2 separate regions of the Homo sapiens genome follow, and region 1 is linked to region 2. A link is a loop called in an ENCODE intact Hi-C map of the cell type or tissue named here. Cell type or tissue: A673. All regions are shown on one strand. Links, peaks and the distances in the headings refer to the core of each region. The heading gives the core; the rest is flanking DNA. Region 1 overlaps LOC102724572 (a long non-coding RNA gene). Region 2 has its middle 120 kb from the start of CTH.

The links. A loop is a pair of places that touch in the nucleus more often than their neighbours do. Peaks named below come from ENCODE experiments on the same cell type or tissue, not always from the same donor. Only the 100,000 strongest peaks of a DNase experiment are listed, where the experiment ranks them.
Region 1: a loop joins it to region 2, with 4 times the contacts of the local background. A loop is called at or near these places in 2 of 110 quality-filtered maps.

What each region holds. Positions count from the first base shown.
Region 1 is chr1:70,815,181-70,823,523 of GRCh38, forward strand. The region is part of intron 1 of LOC102724572 (a long non-coding RNA gene); the gene reads left to right. Among named protein-coding and RNA genes, the nearest start is that of LINC01788, 110 kb to the left of the region's middle. In A673, for the core only: no CTCF peak of the experiment used is centred there; DNase peaks (open chromatin) are centred at 3,381 and 4,831; H3K27ac peaks cover 539 bases.
Region 2 is chr1:70,524,131-70,532,473 of GRCh38, forward strand. It overlaps the pseudogene CHORDC1P5. Among named protein-coding and RNA genes, the nearest start is that of CTH, 120 kb to the left of the region's middle. RefSeq lists an enhancer at 4,554-5,055. In A673, for the core only: CTCF peaks have their summits at 4,796 (motif pointing right) and 5,001; a DNase peak (open chromatin) is centred at 4,821; H3K4me3 peaks cover 473 bases; H3K27ac peaks cover 1,764 bases.

The sequences.
Region 1 (8,343 bases), core at 262-8,261, 290 kb after region 2:
AGATAGCTCTTATTATTTTGAGATGCATCCCATTAATACCTAATTTATTGAGAGTTTTTAACATGAAGCGTTGTTGAATTTTGTCAAAGGCCTTTTCTGCATCTATTGAGATAACCATGTGGTTTTTGTCTTTGGTTCTGTTTATATGCTGGATTACATTTATTGATTTGTGTATATTGAACCATCCTTGCATCTCAGGGATGAAGCCCACTTGATCGTAGTGGATAAGCTTTTTGATGTGCTTCTGGATTCAGTTTGCCAGTATTTTATTGGGGATTTTTGCATCAATGTTCATCAAGGATATTGGTCTAAAATTCTCTTTTTTGGTTTTGTCTCTGCCCAGCTTTGGTATCAGAATGATGCTGGCCTCATAAAATGAGTTAGGGAGGATTCCTTCTTTTTCTATTGATTGGAATAGTTTCAGAAGGAATGGTACCAGTTCCTCCTTGTACCTCTGGTAGAATTCGGCTGTGAATCCATCTGGTCCTGGACTCTTTTTGGTTGGCAAGCTATTGATTATTGCCACAATTTCAGATGCTGTTATTAGTCTATTCAGAGATTCAACTTCTTCCTGGTTTAGTCTTGGGAGAGTGTATTTGTCAAGGAATTTCTCCATTTCTTCTAGATTTTCTAGTTTATTTGCATAGAGGTGTTTGTAGTATTCTCTGATGGTAGTTTGTATTTCTGTGGGATCGGTGGTGATATCCCCTTTATCATTTTTTATTGTGTCTATTTGATTCTTCTCTCTTTTTTTCTTTATTAGTCTTGCTAGTGGTCTATCTATTTTGTTGATCCTTTCAAAAAACCAGTTCCTGGATTCATTAATTTTTTGAAGGGTTTTTTGTGTCTCTATTTCCTTCAGTTCTGCTCTGATTTTAGTTATTTCTTGCCTTCTGCTAGCTTTTGAATGTGTTTGCTCTTGCTTTTCTGGTTCTTTTAATTGTGATGTTAGGGTGTCAATTTTGGATCTTTCCTGCTTTCTCTTGTGGGCATTTAGGGCTATAAATTTCCCTCTACACACTGCTTTGAATGTGTCCCAGAGATTCTGGTATGTTGTGTCTTTGTTCTTGTTGGTTTCAAAGAACATCTTTATTTCTGCCTTCATTTCGTTATGTACCCAGTAGTCATTCAGGAGCAGGTTGTTCAGTTTCCATGTAGTTGAGCGGTTTTGAAATCTACAATGAAATCAAAAAAATTTACAAGAAAAAAACAAAGAACCCCATCAAAAAGTGGGCAAAGGACATGAACAAACACTTCTCAAAATAAGACATTTATGCAGCCAAAAAACACATGAAAAAATGCTCATCATCACTGGCCATCAGAGAAATGCAAATCAAAACCACAATGAGATACCATCTCACACCAGTTAGAATAGTAATCATTAAAAAGTCAGGAAACAACGGGTGCTGGAGAGGATGTGGAGAAATAGGAACACTTTTACACTGTTGGTGGGACTGTAAACTAGTTCAACCATTGTGGAAGTCATTGTGGCGATTCCTCAGGGATCTAGAACTAGAAATACCATTTGTCCCAGCCATCCCATTACTGGGTATATACCCAAAGGACTATAAATCATGCTGCTATAAAGACACATGCACACATATGTTTATTGCGGCATTATTCACGATAGCAAAGACTTGGAACCAACCCAAATGTCCAACAATGATAGACTGCATTAAGAAAATGTGGCACATATACAACATGGAATACTATGCAGCCATAAAAAATGAAGAGTTCATGTCCTTTGTAGGGACATGGATGAAATTGGAAATCATCATTCTGAGTAAACTATCGCAAGAACAAGAAACCAAACACCGCATATTCTCACTCGTAGGTGGGAATTGAACAATGAGAACACATGGACACAGGAAGGGGAACATCACACTCTGGGGACTGTTGTGGGGTGGGGGGAGTGGGGAGGGATAGCATTGGGAGATATACCTAATGCTAGATGACGAGTTAGTGGGTGCAGCGCACCAGCATGGCACATGTATACATATGTAACTAACCTGCACAATGTGCACATGTACCCTAAAACTTAAAGTATAATTAAAAAAAAAAAAAAGGAGGAGGAAGGGAGGGAGGGAAGGAAGGAAGGGACTGAGGGAGGGAGGGAGGGAAATGGGTGGGTGGGAGGGACAGGGAGAGAGGGACGGAAAGAAAAAAATAATCAAGGACTTAATTTCAAAAATTCAGAGGTGTGAGGGTAACCTCCATCTGGTTTTGTTAATGAAATTCCAACTCCACCATCATCGCTAGTATTTAATTCTAACCCACATTCTGTCAGGTACTGTTTCCTGATATGTGTGGAAATGTGGGGTCAGCTGGGAATGTTTCTCAAGTCCTCTCACTTCCCACAGATCTAGGGAGATCACAGTAGTAACTCTAGGCTTTCCTCTGAGCCTCAGTGTTCTGCTGAGCCATGGCTCTTTTTACCTCAAACAAAGAGAATTCTTTCCCAGTGTTCACCGTAAGTGGCTGTTAGGGACCACACTCTCAAGCATCATGCTTTATCGCTGTTTGTTAATAGAAGATAGCTTAGAAAAGTACAGACCTGTATTCAAATTCTAGGCCTGATCCTTACTATGTGATATGAGGAACATTTCTTTATCTGTAAAAATAATAACGATAATACTTTCAAGTCTGTTATGAGGTTAAAATAAGAAAAGTGTGTGAATGTACCTTTCAAAGTGTTTGGCATTTATTATGTCCTAAATATGTACAACACACTTTTTCTCTCAGTAACTAAAGGACAGAGATGCCAAGTTTACCATCATTATACTATTGATGTCTTTGGCATTCAGCTTTTATTAAACCAGTGCATTATCTTTCCCTAGAAACAGAATAATCACTTCATTTTGGAGGAGGCTGAACACTTTCAAAGATGATAAGATACGGTGTATCACAGTTTCCATTCAAACATTATAAAGGGACCCCCTTAAGTCAAAATGCTTGCACCTTTCATCAGCAGATGTCTTATGCCTGTTACTCTTTTGTTAAATCAGAGAAGCATCATTTTTATCTGCTCTATGCCCAGGATGAAAAGTTTAGCAATCCCATCAGAATGACTCCAGGATGTGTTTCTTGCATTTCAAGCTCATTCTTTATGGGTTTAACTGATCTGAGTTCAAGAGCTTAATATAAATATATAACTTTTTCAATGCTAAGTAACCTAGAGAACATTTTTTTTCTAAATATATGATTAATCTGACCATAATGCTGCCTCCCTTGAATCAGGCTGAGGGTGAACTAGATTGCACAAAGGGAAGTAACATAAGTAAACCTTAATATATCTCTGTCTTCCCTTTTGGGAAACTGCCAATAAATGAGATAAATAAGTCAGAGTCTTAGCAGTACAGCTCTCATTTCCATCTGTAATGACTAAACTCTTTATATCTGACAATCTCTTATTCAATAAGATTTGTCAGGAAAAGAAAGCTATTTGTGCAAGATGCCTTATTTTATTCTTGCAAGTCATGAACTATAAATAGAATGATGACAACAAATGTTTCCGGAATTAGGTATTCATATGTGTTTGGGTTAAATAAGTAATTTCACTTCAAAGGACAAGTCATCCGCTTTCATTAATCATCTTTAAATTTTAGCCCTACATTTCACCATCCATGCTGTAAGCATTTGTTGCATCTGCTTGAAATGTCTCTGCTACCCTTAACATCTTTTTTTCTTACCATCATGATTTTTGCATAGAATACTACATATGACTTGCCTGTACTCTCTCCATCCTGCCATGTATCCTGTACAACATTTCCAGCTTCTTATTCCCAAAGCACAAGTTTGGCAAGCCTCTACCCTATAACCACACTTTTTAAAAAAGTCTTTCAATCTACAGCATTTTTCCCTCAATACCCCATTACACAAGCTCTTCAGTTCAACCTAACTGGTCTTCTACCCAGTCATTCATAAGCATGCATTATGATTCGTGCCACTGTCAATCCTCAGACTTGTAATACTTTTTCTCCTCATTCTATTCTTTTCTAATAAAAGTTTTTGAGGATTGGAAGAAAGTTTATTTTGATGTTTTTCCTCAGTTATGCTGATTTGGGATTAATACTCCTAAGAAATGATGACTGATATCCAGCAAAACAATCAAGGATACTGCACGGAGGAGGGCAGTACTAGTCGTAGCTTCCATTTCTGAGATTGGTTAGCCTATTGTTTGAGTACATAACATCCAGCATAGTGATCCTGGTCAGGGCAAACCTGACAGCTTAAAACAAATCAACTTGTTGAGAGAGTGTAAGTGTCTTACTTCACTAGATAAAAAAGAGCATACATAGATAGTGCCTTCTATTTATGTGGCTGTCTGTACCTTATGGTGAAGGTCATCATGTTATGTGTGTTTTCCATTTGTGTGTATGGTAACTTTCCTCTCAATAAATGCTGTTCTTCAATCTGATACACAGGTGCTGTCTAGTCTTTCTCCTGCTAAGAAACAATATATTACAATTTTCTTCATAGTTCACAAACTTCTGATTTCCATTCTTACACCTTGCTCCATAAATCAGTCTCCTTATTCCTTAATCTGTCTGGCTACTAGATGAGACAAGTTTAAAAATGAAATTGTTTTGAAGAGAAGTCTTTACAGCTAGCTGCCTCTGGACATTAATCCATAAATTAATATAACAATAAAGAGGTTAAGTGATCAACCTAAGTCTCTCAGCTGTGGGTACACTTAGTTGCTTTTTTTTTTTAAGAGAACTTGGGTATCTTATTCTGGGAGGGAAGCCAGGTATCATGGCTAAATGACTGTAGTTCCTGTTGTTAAATCACAGGAGTTATCTTGTTGCTGAGCACACATTTTATGGTTATTAACTTTAGCTCTCATAAAGAGATGATACCCAGGGAGACATATGCTGGGGAGGAATAGATGTAGTCATCTATTTCCCATCAGCACATTTCCTCTAAGAAGATGTTTCCTGCTTGGAATTTAATGACCAGCTATGCTGGTGTTCAAAAAGATATTATTTCTTCTCTTTCAACATCTCTCATTCATTCATTCATTCATTCATTCAATACTATTGTGACTCTGTGAGACAGACACTGTGCTAAACTCCAGAAATATAGCATTCGACAGACAGACAAAATCTTCTGTCAAAGGCCATATATTCTTAATTGGAACACTATTTATTCACAAAAAAAGGTGACATATACAATTATAGGAAAGTAAAGGGAATACTGGGAGCACCTAGGAGGAAACCTTAATCTGAATCTGGGGGAAGGCAGGACATCAAAGAGGGCTTCCTGGAAGAAGTAACACCTTAGTTAAGTTCTGAAACCTAAAATGTGATAATCTGAGTGAATTGAGAATCTGAGGGTGTGGGCATATGGAGAAAGAGGAAGGACAAAGGTTCAGGGCCAAGAAAGAGCATGTCATTCAAGGAGTGAAAAGTTTTCATTGTGAGTAGAATGTGGGGTGGATGGGAAGACTGTGGGCAGAGATTGCAACAGACCCCACATAATGAAGAATTTTGAGGCTATTTTAAGGAGTGTGAACCTTATCTTGAGGACAAGAATGAGGTATTGAAGGTCCTTAAACTTGGTCTGACATGATCATATTTGCATTTCAGAAAGATTTTGCTCTTTATTCTTTTTTTCTTTCCTAACATAGGCAAGATATGTGATATGGAATATATCAAGATAGACTGAATTTTTTAATTTGATTATGCTGTGGAAAAGTTTGGAAACAGCACAATAAGCTCTAATGAAAGGTACAAAAATCACAAATCATGAATTGGGCACATGGCATCTAAGGCACAGTAAATATGACAGTGGCCTCCTAATAACTTTGTTCAGAAAACATTGCTGATTTATTTCCCTTCACAATGATATCATGTACATCATATCTGTGAGATTTGTTGTTGGATTAAGCAAGGAAAGGGGTCACTCTGCATCACCCTGATGAATTATATCTTTTGATTGCAAGTGACAGAAATCAAAGTCAATTTAGCTTAGGTATAAAAGGGAATTTATCATTCCATCTGTTGGAAAGGCTGGAGTGATCGGAAGCAGATTCAATTTATCTCTCTGCTTGTTGGCTTTATTTTCTCAAGCATTGTTATCCACGGGGAAGTAGGGATAACTTCTGGCTTCTCTGGTATGTTAGATTAAATTATTTAGAAGCAGACCTTGAAAGGAATTTATTAGGAAGTGTTTCTGGGAAAATCTGGTGAGGGAGTAGAGATGGGGCCAGAGAAGGAAAGGCAGACAAACTAAGGTGCACAGGTGTGAAATCAAGTGAATCCCCTTGGCTCAATTCCCCAGGAGGACTCCAAAATGGAGATTTCCCCTCAGCCTTGTCCTGATAACCAAATATTAGTCATTAGTTAAGAGCTGCTTCCAGGGAATCATAAATTTCTAAGATCTTTCAGCTAAATATGTGCACGTACAAAGTGAATCTGACATCCTGAGGGCAATCCTCCAACCAAGACATGCAGGTGTATGAAAATGGTAAAGAGATTTATAAGGAAGTGGGTGAGGTATGAACACCATCTACTACATCTTCTCTTCCTTCCTACCACTCTTTCTTACCCTTACCTATCTCTCTCAACAAAGCAATTCTAGACTCAAGTCTGATTGTCAAGCCTTAGGTTACACTCGCCCTGTAAGTGTATATCATTTTATATCACTATGACACAAAGTAATGATAAAATATTTTGTCTGATCAAGTTTAGGTCATGTGTCTTTATGAAAACCAGAGTAAGAGTGTACCTTAGTAGAAACACAGGGAAAGAAATGCTAGGCAAACAGATACCATAGATATTTACTAAGCTTCCCATCCCACAAGTCTTATATGTTATTCTAAAACACTATAGAACTAGCTCCCTGAAGGCAAATTGCCAGGAAGACTAAGTCTGAAGTAGTGCTGTACTAGTTTGGGCCCTTTGTTGCACCAAAAAAAAAAGTCTATAATTAGATCTGGTTAACTTAGGTAGAGAAAGCATTCATAGCTCACAGAAATCTAGGAAGCATGGAGGATTAGGATTGGCAGGAATTGAGAGAGATCTTAACAGCCAATTTGCTGAAACAAGAATGATCAGATGGTGCAGTCACCACCACATACCTATGTACCTACCATCACCAATGACAGAACCTCCATTGCAGGGCACTTGCTAACATGCCAGGGCCCCCACAGCACCTGGACACTTGTCTTCATGCCACCAGATATTCTCCTTCTCTGTAGCTCTAACTGACCTATGTTCACAATAAATATATCTTGAATATATTTTATTTACATTCTCCTATGAGTTGGACAGAGGGACATGTGATCTAGAAGACAGCACTAAATCTGTCTACCAGTTCACAATCTGGCGTTCTCAAATTGAGAAAAACATTTTAGAACTCATGACAAATGCATTTTTTTAATTCTAGCTACCCTTTTTCCTGGCTTATAGAATTATGACTCTAGGGTCAGTGCAGTGTATGAAGAGGCAATGTATTATAATTGGTGCTTGATGTACCCAAATCATGTAGGAAACAATACATTATGTGTTTTCTTTCTTGGGCATTTGTTTTACAGACCAGTGAACCTATCTAGAGTTCTAAGCCAAAGAAAATGACAAGTGTATATTGCCTACCTTTAGTACACATCACAGAACTTTCTTGAAACACAAAACCCTTTGTCTTCCTGGCGGGAATGAGAAAAGCAGAGCTTGCTCAACTAGTCTGGCCCTTGGCACAATTGTGGAAGTGAAATTGGGTTCACGAGCCATAGTCTCCCCTTTGTGTATTATTCTCTCTCTTCTCTGGTGCCTTCATTGACTACTTTTCTTTTGACTGCCTCTTAAATGTAAGACTTCCTACGATTTTCTTCTTGGATCCCCTTAATTCTACTCTGCCCATGTCATCACATCCCCAGTGATGCTTTCACTAACATTTTCAGCCATTCAACTCACAAATCTCTATGCCCAGACCTGGGCTTCTATATTTCCACCTCATGTCACAGCACTGCTATTCACCTATTTTCCCAGGCCAGAGACCTGCATGTCATCTTTGATAGCATCAGCCCTCTTACCAAATTCTTGAACAGTCTGAAATTGAAGGGGCATACACCTAAAATGGTTTTAGGTTTTTTTCAGAATCTCTGCCTTCAGTGGTGCTAAATTAAATCTCCTTTTCTTCCCCTGAAGACCACCTTGGGAAGGTTCTGTACCTCTTGGTTGTTTGTAAACCATAGTACTGTACAATTTAAAACTCCACATCTGAAATACTGTCTGTTGGTTTTCACTCTTCCTCTGACACTGTTCTTAGAAGCACATGTGAATTCTTCAGAGTTCGGTTGCCTGATATGAGAGCTATGGCTTAGCTTAGTCTTTTGTTTGTTTC
Region 2 (8,343 bases), core at 165-8,164:
GCTTCATTGCCTTCTGGCTTCCAGTTGCGTTCAGCCAATAGTGAGCTCTAGCAGGGCACTGGTGGGAGCAAGCCAGGAATTAAGCTGAGTATTTATTCCTCTGTCTGCCTCCTTGCTTGACCATAGGTTAGCTGTGCTCCTCCGCAGAAGGCCTTCCCTCATGTGCGGGGCCACTTTCTTACAGTTCTGGCTTTTCTCTGCGGCTTCCAGTAATGTTTCCTTCCTCTTTCCTGCTTCTCCTTCCTGCTTCAGTGATGGTAACTCTTCCTGCTGTTGCTGGCAGAATGTTTTCATTGTCTCTTGTTGGTGTCACTTACTCTGTCCACACCTTTGTGGACACATTAAATGCCACTCATCGATCCCATTTGAATGTACTACTTTCTTCAAACCCCGACTGGAAGAAACCTTAAATGTCTTTTAATTACACAGTAAGTATAGACTCCCAAGCTCAAGTTGAACACCAAGTTTCAAGCTACTCATTTATTTCATCCTTACATTGACTGTTTGCTCCAGTGAGATTGGGTTAATTGCAATCCCCCGAATAGACATAAAAGAGTATATTGTGTTCTCTTTGCTTAGAATTCCCTATTTCTCTAATGTCATTTGTCAAAGTCTTGTTATCGTGTTTTATGTTTATCTCAAGTGTCTCCTCTTTTATGGCACTTTTGCTAAGCTCCCAGTTGAATATGATGCCTCTCTTTATTTTTATTTTTATTCTTTTTTGAGACAGGGTCTTGCTCTGTTGCCCAGGCTGGAGTGCGGTGGTGTAATCTTGGCTCACTGCAACCTCCACCTCCTGAGTTCAAGCAATTCTCTTGCCACAGCTTCCCAAGTAGCTGGGACTACAGGTGCCTGCCACCACACCTGGCTGATTTTTGTGTTTTTAGTAGGGACAGAGTTTCACCATGTTGGCCAGGTTGGTCTCAAACTCCTGACCTCAAGTGATCTGCCCACCTTGGCCTCCCAAAGTGCTGAAATTACAGGCATGAGCCACCACACCCAGCAGATGTCTCTCTTTAAAATTTGTCTTTCAGTTAACAATTGTATATTTTCTTGTCTTCTGATGTTTATACCTTTCCTTATAACTATTAATGTACTTGTCTTTTCTATTTTGTAAGCTCTTTGGGGGCAGGGGCTATTACATCCCTGCATTGTTTTCTGCATGATCAATGTTCAATAAATATGTGACAGATCTGGACAAATCACAGTGGCTATATTTAAAGATTCAGATTATTTGTGGGTAGGGCCAATGGTTCAAATCAGGCAGAATATTTTAAAATTTCAAGTATTCTATTATACCTGAACAGGGGAAAATGCAACTTTGATTTACATAAAAGCAGATGACAAAGAAAAGTCAGGAATATCTTTTTCATTATTCATTTACTTAAAAATATTTATTGGTCAATCACAGTGGCTCATGCCTGTAATCTCAGTGGTTTGGGAGGCCAAGGCAGGAGGATTGCTTGAGGTCAGGAGTTTGTCAGCAGCCTGGGCAATAAAGCCAGATCTCTATCTCTACAAAAAAATTAAAAAATCTTGCTGAGTAAAGTGACACACACCTGTAGTTCCAGCTACTAGGGAGGCTGAGGTGGGAAGATTGCTTAGCCCAGGACTTCTGGGCTATGGCGAGCTGTGATTGTGCCACTGCTCTCCAGGCAGGGTGACAGAGCGAGACTTGGTCTGTATTAAAAATAATAATAATACTAAAAATAGTTTACTGAATGTCTACTGTCTATCAGGTGCTTTCCTAAGCACTACAGAGTGCTTCCATTGATGCCCAGCAATATGGTGTTAATTCTTTAAAAAAATTTGCAGAATATTAGAGAAAATTAGAATTTATGGTTAGTTATTCAATTGGTTATTTAATAATTTGATATCTTTGGGTGATTTCTAAATAAGCCTGACTTAATTCCAACAGTTACCAGGAAGTTAACAAAAATATAATAATTTTCTTACTATATATACTGTGACACCAATTGCAGCATAGCTAAGAATTTTCCTATGTTCCCAGAAATATATTATAATTTATAAGAGGATTATCTAGATTGTTTTGTTTTTGAGACTTAGCAGAGACAGAGGAGCCAACTGCTACATAAAAATAATGCCACAGGGAACACACACGATGGCATTTTAATTTATTGCTATCATTCTTACATAATAAATTTTGGATTCTTTTGTTTATCTGCTTGATACACAAAAACTTATTCTTGGGAGATTGAGGATCTTTTCTACTAAATAAGAGGACAAAAATGGCAAATTGAAACTATCTACTTAGGTATTTTTTCTTCCATTATACCATCCTCCCAAAGTATTTCTTTGTTAGTGTTTTCACTCTGTGATGATCCTCTTCCCCCACCACTTTTTTTTTTTTTAAAGTAAACTATACTCTTGTGCTCTTGAAGAAAGAAAAGAGTAGACCAAACAGAACTGTTGCAAGATAAAGATCCTTATTTGGTCATAAAAATACCAAAATGATGAAATATGTATTAATTAAATATTTAAAAAACACAATTATGCTTTTCAGGTTCTTATACTCAGGAACTTTAATGAGTTAAATTTCAAGTGTGGGGAATTAGGTGACTAAAATAGCACGGAGACTCAGGAACAGCATGAAAGTGAAATTTATTGTTCATTTTTGCTCATTTAGAGTTACAAACTTCTTCTGAGTTCCTGGTCCTTGAAGAGCTGTTTTAGGCTGATCTGAGTCTCATGTGTCATATGTATTTCAGCACTGCTTTTTAACCAATAAAAATTAAAGATTCACTTCAGAGGAAGTTAATTTTATGATATTCTGTGGTTGACTGTCTTTAATGTTAGTTTCATAGAATACTACATTTTATTACTTTTTAAAAATAAATAAAGTAGAAATAACCAAGGAATACAAAAATCTAAGGGGATGCAAAGCAGTGAATATTTCATATGAATCTCCCTAATTCTTAATCTTTCTACCAGGACTTCAAAAATCAGAATACAAAATACATTGCTCTGCACTTGAGGAAACCTAGATCCCAAAGGTGAGATTGCATTTTCCACCTCCTACAACAAGATCTAACAACAAAAACTGAAAGAACTAGGTGGAGAAGCTTCCTGGATGCTTTTTCTCTGAAAATAATAAAGTTTAGTATTTGGTTTTGTTTCGTTTGATCTCCCCCTGAAGGATGTTGCTGAGGCATGTATGTTGAGTTTGACTGGCCTGAAGAGTTTTTGGGAGTGAAGGGAATAGTTGACTCTGGCAGACAAAGAAGAAAGTTGATATTAGGTTTAAACATCGGATGCCTCAAACATTATTTAGCTCTAAACCTGGCAGCTTGTCCTTTCTCCAAGTTAAGTAACAGTACCAATGTCTGCTTGTTTCTGCTGAAATCTTTCTTCATGGGGATTTCTTCTGTGTTTGTGTTAGAAATTTGCATTGTGTTTAACCTGAGAAGTAATTCCCATAGGAGGTTTAAGATAGATATATTTGATAAATAAACTTTAAGGCAGTAGAGTTTTCTATGCTAGTTAAATTGAAATGTTTCAGTTGTGTTTTTAGCTTATTTCTTTCTCTAACAAAATTTGACCATCTAATTTTTCCCATTGTTTGGATATCAAATACCCATAATAAGATATGTCAGTTGTATAAGAAGAGGGAGCTTAGTTTATTATAAAGTGAGACTTTTTTCTTTTCACACATTTCTAGCAAGAAGCAACTTGGCCTGCTAAACGCATACAGCAGGAGAAACGAGGACTTCTCTGCTGGGCTTGAAAACATTACAATGGATGTGTCAGGACTGTAGGCCTGGTGATTCAGTCCTTACTGCAGCAAATTTTATTGACAGTGTGATCCTCATGCCTTGGCCTCCCAAAGTGCTGGGATTACAGGTGTGAGCCATTGGGCCCTGCCAGGATTTGTTAATTTTTTGATTTCTCAACTAGTGTTGGCAAGCTTGGAGTGGAAAGTATAAACTTTCAATTTTGTATTATAAAATCTTGTTTTTATCAGTAGCACTCTCATGTCTTGGTTTCACTATTTACTTTGTCTCAGAAGCCCTAGATTGGGGCAGCTTGCTTCTTGACTGACATGCACAATGTCAAAGGATATGACACCAGTCTGTCAGCAGAGCTCTAGCAGCTACCTCAACACCGTGACCATGTCTGCAGAGAATGCTCCAGCCTTGCCTGCTCATACACGTTAGTAACATGATACAGTCTTTTCCATCTGTACAGAAGAGCTAGAATATTCCACCAAAGTTGTGAAACATGAATCTAGCAAAAACAAACAAAAAAGAAGACAAAACACAAACCATAAACCTTGTGTGGTCTGGAAAAGGGAGAGGGGTTGGTGAGGTAGAGATAGAGCTGAACATGTGTGAAAGTCTCTGAGGAGGAGCCCTGTGTGCTCTCTGAATGAGGGGGATAGAATCCCAGGAAGTATGAGCATCTGTCCTGTAATCAATTTCTGCCTGAAACCACACAAGGAGGTGTTTCATGATATCATGAGGATCCTATGCCGCTAAGAAAGAAGGACCATAAAATACAGCGTCAAAGGGAAAATGGTCTGTTGGAATTTTGATTGCCCTGAGGGGTGGCATGGAAGAGCTGCCAGTTTTTCCCATGTCCTTGAGAAGGGCACAGCTTTTAGGAGAGAGAGAGACAGAGAGTCCTGGTGGACCTGCGAAAGTCTCATATTCTTGATGAGAGACACATAGAGGAAAAAGGTGTGGACCGTAAGACCAGAGATGTGTGGGAAGGGAAGGAACTCAGTGAATGCTTGTGTGGACCGTCTTCTGAGCACTGAGTGCGATCATAGTCTCACTAGATGGCAGCAGAGTGTAGGTCCCAGGATATGAAGGGACGATCGGCTATCTCCCCTTTACCCCCAACCCCACATTTCCCACCACTGCTCCTTGCCATGACCCTTCTTCAGGAACTTCTATGCCATCTCTGGGAGAAAGGCAGAACGTGACCAACTAAATTGTTGTGTTTAAGCTGGAATGAATGAGTTTACTCTTAAAGCGGTACAATTTTGTTTTCTGCTTTTGAATGTATCCTGCGGCACCACCAACTCTTAGAATTGTGTAACGTCTAATTCCTTAATAAATTCCCCACTTTATATCACTCATGGAGGTTCTGATTCTCTAATTGAACCCTGATGGTTCTAGGAGTTGAGGTTTGTAATGGTTCCATGAGAACAAAATCTTAAGGATGGTTATTGTGAATTGGTTCTGGATTATCTGGAATGGGTTCTTGGATGAGATTAAATTTATAGGCAGTAATAACTGTGTTTGCATTGGTAAGGAGGACACTTGCTTATAGCATGCAATGGCAAAGCAGTTACTTATCATCTGCAGCCACCTGTAATCCAATGCCAGTATAAGGCAAAACTTTCATTTTGAGCAGTCATAGACAGCTTCAGGTCCTTTCTCTTTAGGTGGGGAATTTAAAATCCTGAGCTTATAATTTTTTCCCTGAAGTTCTCCAGCTCCTCTGGAAGCAGCTAAGTCACTCCTTTATACTCTGTATATTAGGGTGAGCAACGACCCTCGTTTGTCTACAACTGAGGGGGTTCTTCAGATGCTAAAACTGAGTAAGTCCCAGGTAAACGGGGATGAGTTGGTCACCTAACTTATATTCACTGAATTGTTTTATGACAGCATTGACTTGATTAGAGAAATCAGAGCCTTTGAGGACTTGGCAGATGCAGGGACGATGATTCATACCATGTCCCCTCTTAATTTGTATCTTCAGCCTGTTCAGAAGACAGCCAGAGCTTGGAGAATAAAATTGGATCACTGTAAACTTAACCTGTTGGTAACTCCAATTACAGCTATTTTTCTGGAGGAGATTTTGTTATTGGAGAAAACACTTTGTCCGGCACTTGGTATGCAATTATTGACCTAGTGAATATTTTTTCTTTATACTTGTTAATAAAGACCATCAAAACCAATTTGCTTTGAGTTAGCACCTTCACTATCCTACACCAATTACCTATATCCGCTCTCCAGCCTTTTATCATCATTAGATCGATAAACTGTTTCCGTAAAGGACGAGATAATAGAATTTTAGGCTCTGCAGGCCTCATAAACTTTACCTCATTTTCCTCCTCCTCCTTTATGTCCTCCTTCTTTTCCTTCTTCTGAATGCTTTAAAAGTGTAAAAACTGGCCGGGCATGGTGGCTCACACCTGTAATCCCAGCACTTTGGGAGGCTGAGGCAGGCAGAACACCTGAGGTCAGGAGTTCAATACCAGCCTGGCCAACATGGTGAAACATCATCTCTATTAAAAAAAAAAAGTGTAGTCTGGAAGCTGGCAGCCTTCTCAGTCGTCAGACTGGCGCTAGTGACATGGGAGTGGCTAATGCATCCTCTTGCCGTTCCCGGTGTTTGGGCCCTGCCTGTGACGGTGGGAAAAGAAAATGGCCTTGCTGTGCTACAACTGGGGCTGCGGTCAGCGCTTCGATCCTGAGACCGATTCCGATGATGCTTGCACATACCACCCAGGTGTTCCAGTCTTTTATGATGCATTAAAGGGTTGGTCTTGCTGTAAGAGAAAAACAACGGATTTTTCTGATTTCTTAAGCATTGTAGGCTGTACCAAAGGTAGACATAATAGTGAGAAGCCACCTGAGCCAGTCAAACCTGAAGTCAAGACTACTGAGAAGAAGGAACTATCTGAATTGAAACCCAAATTTCAGGAACACATAATTCAAGCCCCTAAGCCAGTAGAAGCAATAAAAATGCCAAGCCCAGATGAACCAATGACAAATTTGGAATTAAAAATATCTGCCTCTCTAAAACAAGCTCTTGATAAACTGTCATCAGGGAATGAAGAAGAAAGAAGAAGACAATGATGAAATTAAGACTGGGACCTCATGTAAGAATAGAGGGTGTTCAAAGACATATTGGGGTCTAGAAAGTCTAGAAGAAGTCTGTGTATATCATTCTGGAGTACCTATTTTCCATGAGGGAATGAAATACCTAAGCTGTTGTAGAAGAAAAACTTCTGATTTTAATACATTCTTAGCCCAAGAGGGCTGTACAACAGGGAAACACATGTGGACTAAAAAGGATGCTGGGGAAAAAGTTGTTCCATGTAGACATAACTGGCATCAGACTGGAGGTGAAGTTACCATTTCAACATATGCTAAAGATTCACAGAACTTAGTTGAGTAGAAGCAAATAGCACATTGTTAAATGTGCACATTGTATTTGAAGGAGAGAAGGAATTTGATCAAAATGTGAAAATATGGGGTGTGATTGATGTAAAGTGAAGTTATGTAACTACGACTGCAACAAAGATTGAGATCACTATGAGAAAAGCTGAGCCGATGCAGTGGGCAAGCCTTGAACTCCCTGCAGTGAAAAAGCAGGAAAAGCAAAAAGATGACCCAACAGATTGAGTGGGAGGTGGGAGGAAGGCTATTACGTATTTCAGAATTCTTAATACTGTGTGAAGTGGTGGCTTGCTGCTGTAATCTTTTGTTTTGTTGTTGTGTTACTGAATCTGGCATTTCAGGGTTAACATTAGGTTCTTAAAAGCCAAAGTCAGTTTGTCTTTTTCTGCCTCTCATCTTTCTTTTGTGTTATGTAACATTGATTATTCATTTCTCCTTACTGGTAGGAACCACAGTTGTGTCCTGTACTTGAAGAGGCTGGAAAATAGCCCATAACCATAATTGCAGTGTTTCTTTGTATTTCTCTGTTAAGTAGATACATATTAAGGAACATGTTTTTTACATCTTTCTATTATTACATAATTAGTAAAGCAAGATGAAATGTCAAATTTTAATCAGTTTTTTTATGGATTTATGTTCTTACAGTACTTGAAAATATTTAAGGAAGAGATAAAGCTCTGCAGTTTTTTTCTATGTGGGATGATTACATTTTAAGGAGAATTAATCCTGAGATAGTGAGGTAAGTAAAGGGGAATATATGAATTGTTTAACAAATTGGAATTTGTTTACACCTACTTTAATTTTTAAATTACGTCAAAACTTACATTACTTGCCAAGCAGTATGATATAAGAGTAGAGGAAACATAAATAAGAATACAGAGGCATCAATTTGGTTAAAATTCACCATTTTATAAGACTAAGCAATAATCTTAAAAATCTCTTTCCTGAATATTTAAATGTGTTTGCATGGTGTTATGACTAAATTGTTCCTGATTTAGAGACTAAACCCTCTTAAAACCTTTAACTAGTTAAATATAAAAAAATTATATGTATCTTGCTTCCCTGATGGAAAACTATATAAAATTGTAGACTTAAAAGGTTTGTGGAAATACATTAGGATATCAGAAAACTAAATATATGGACTTGCTTTATGACTATCTATTACATGTCAAATAAAATAGCTTCTTTT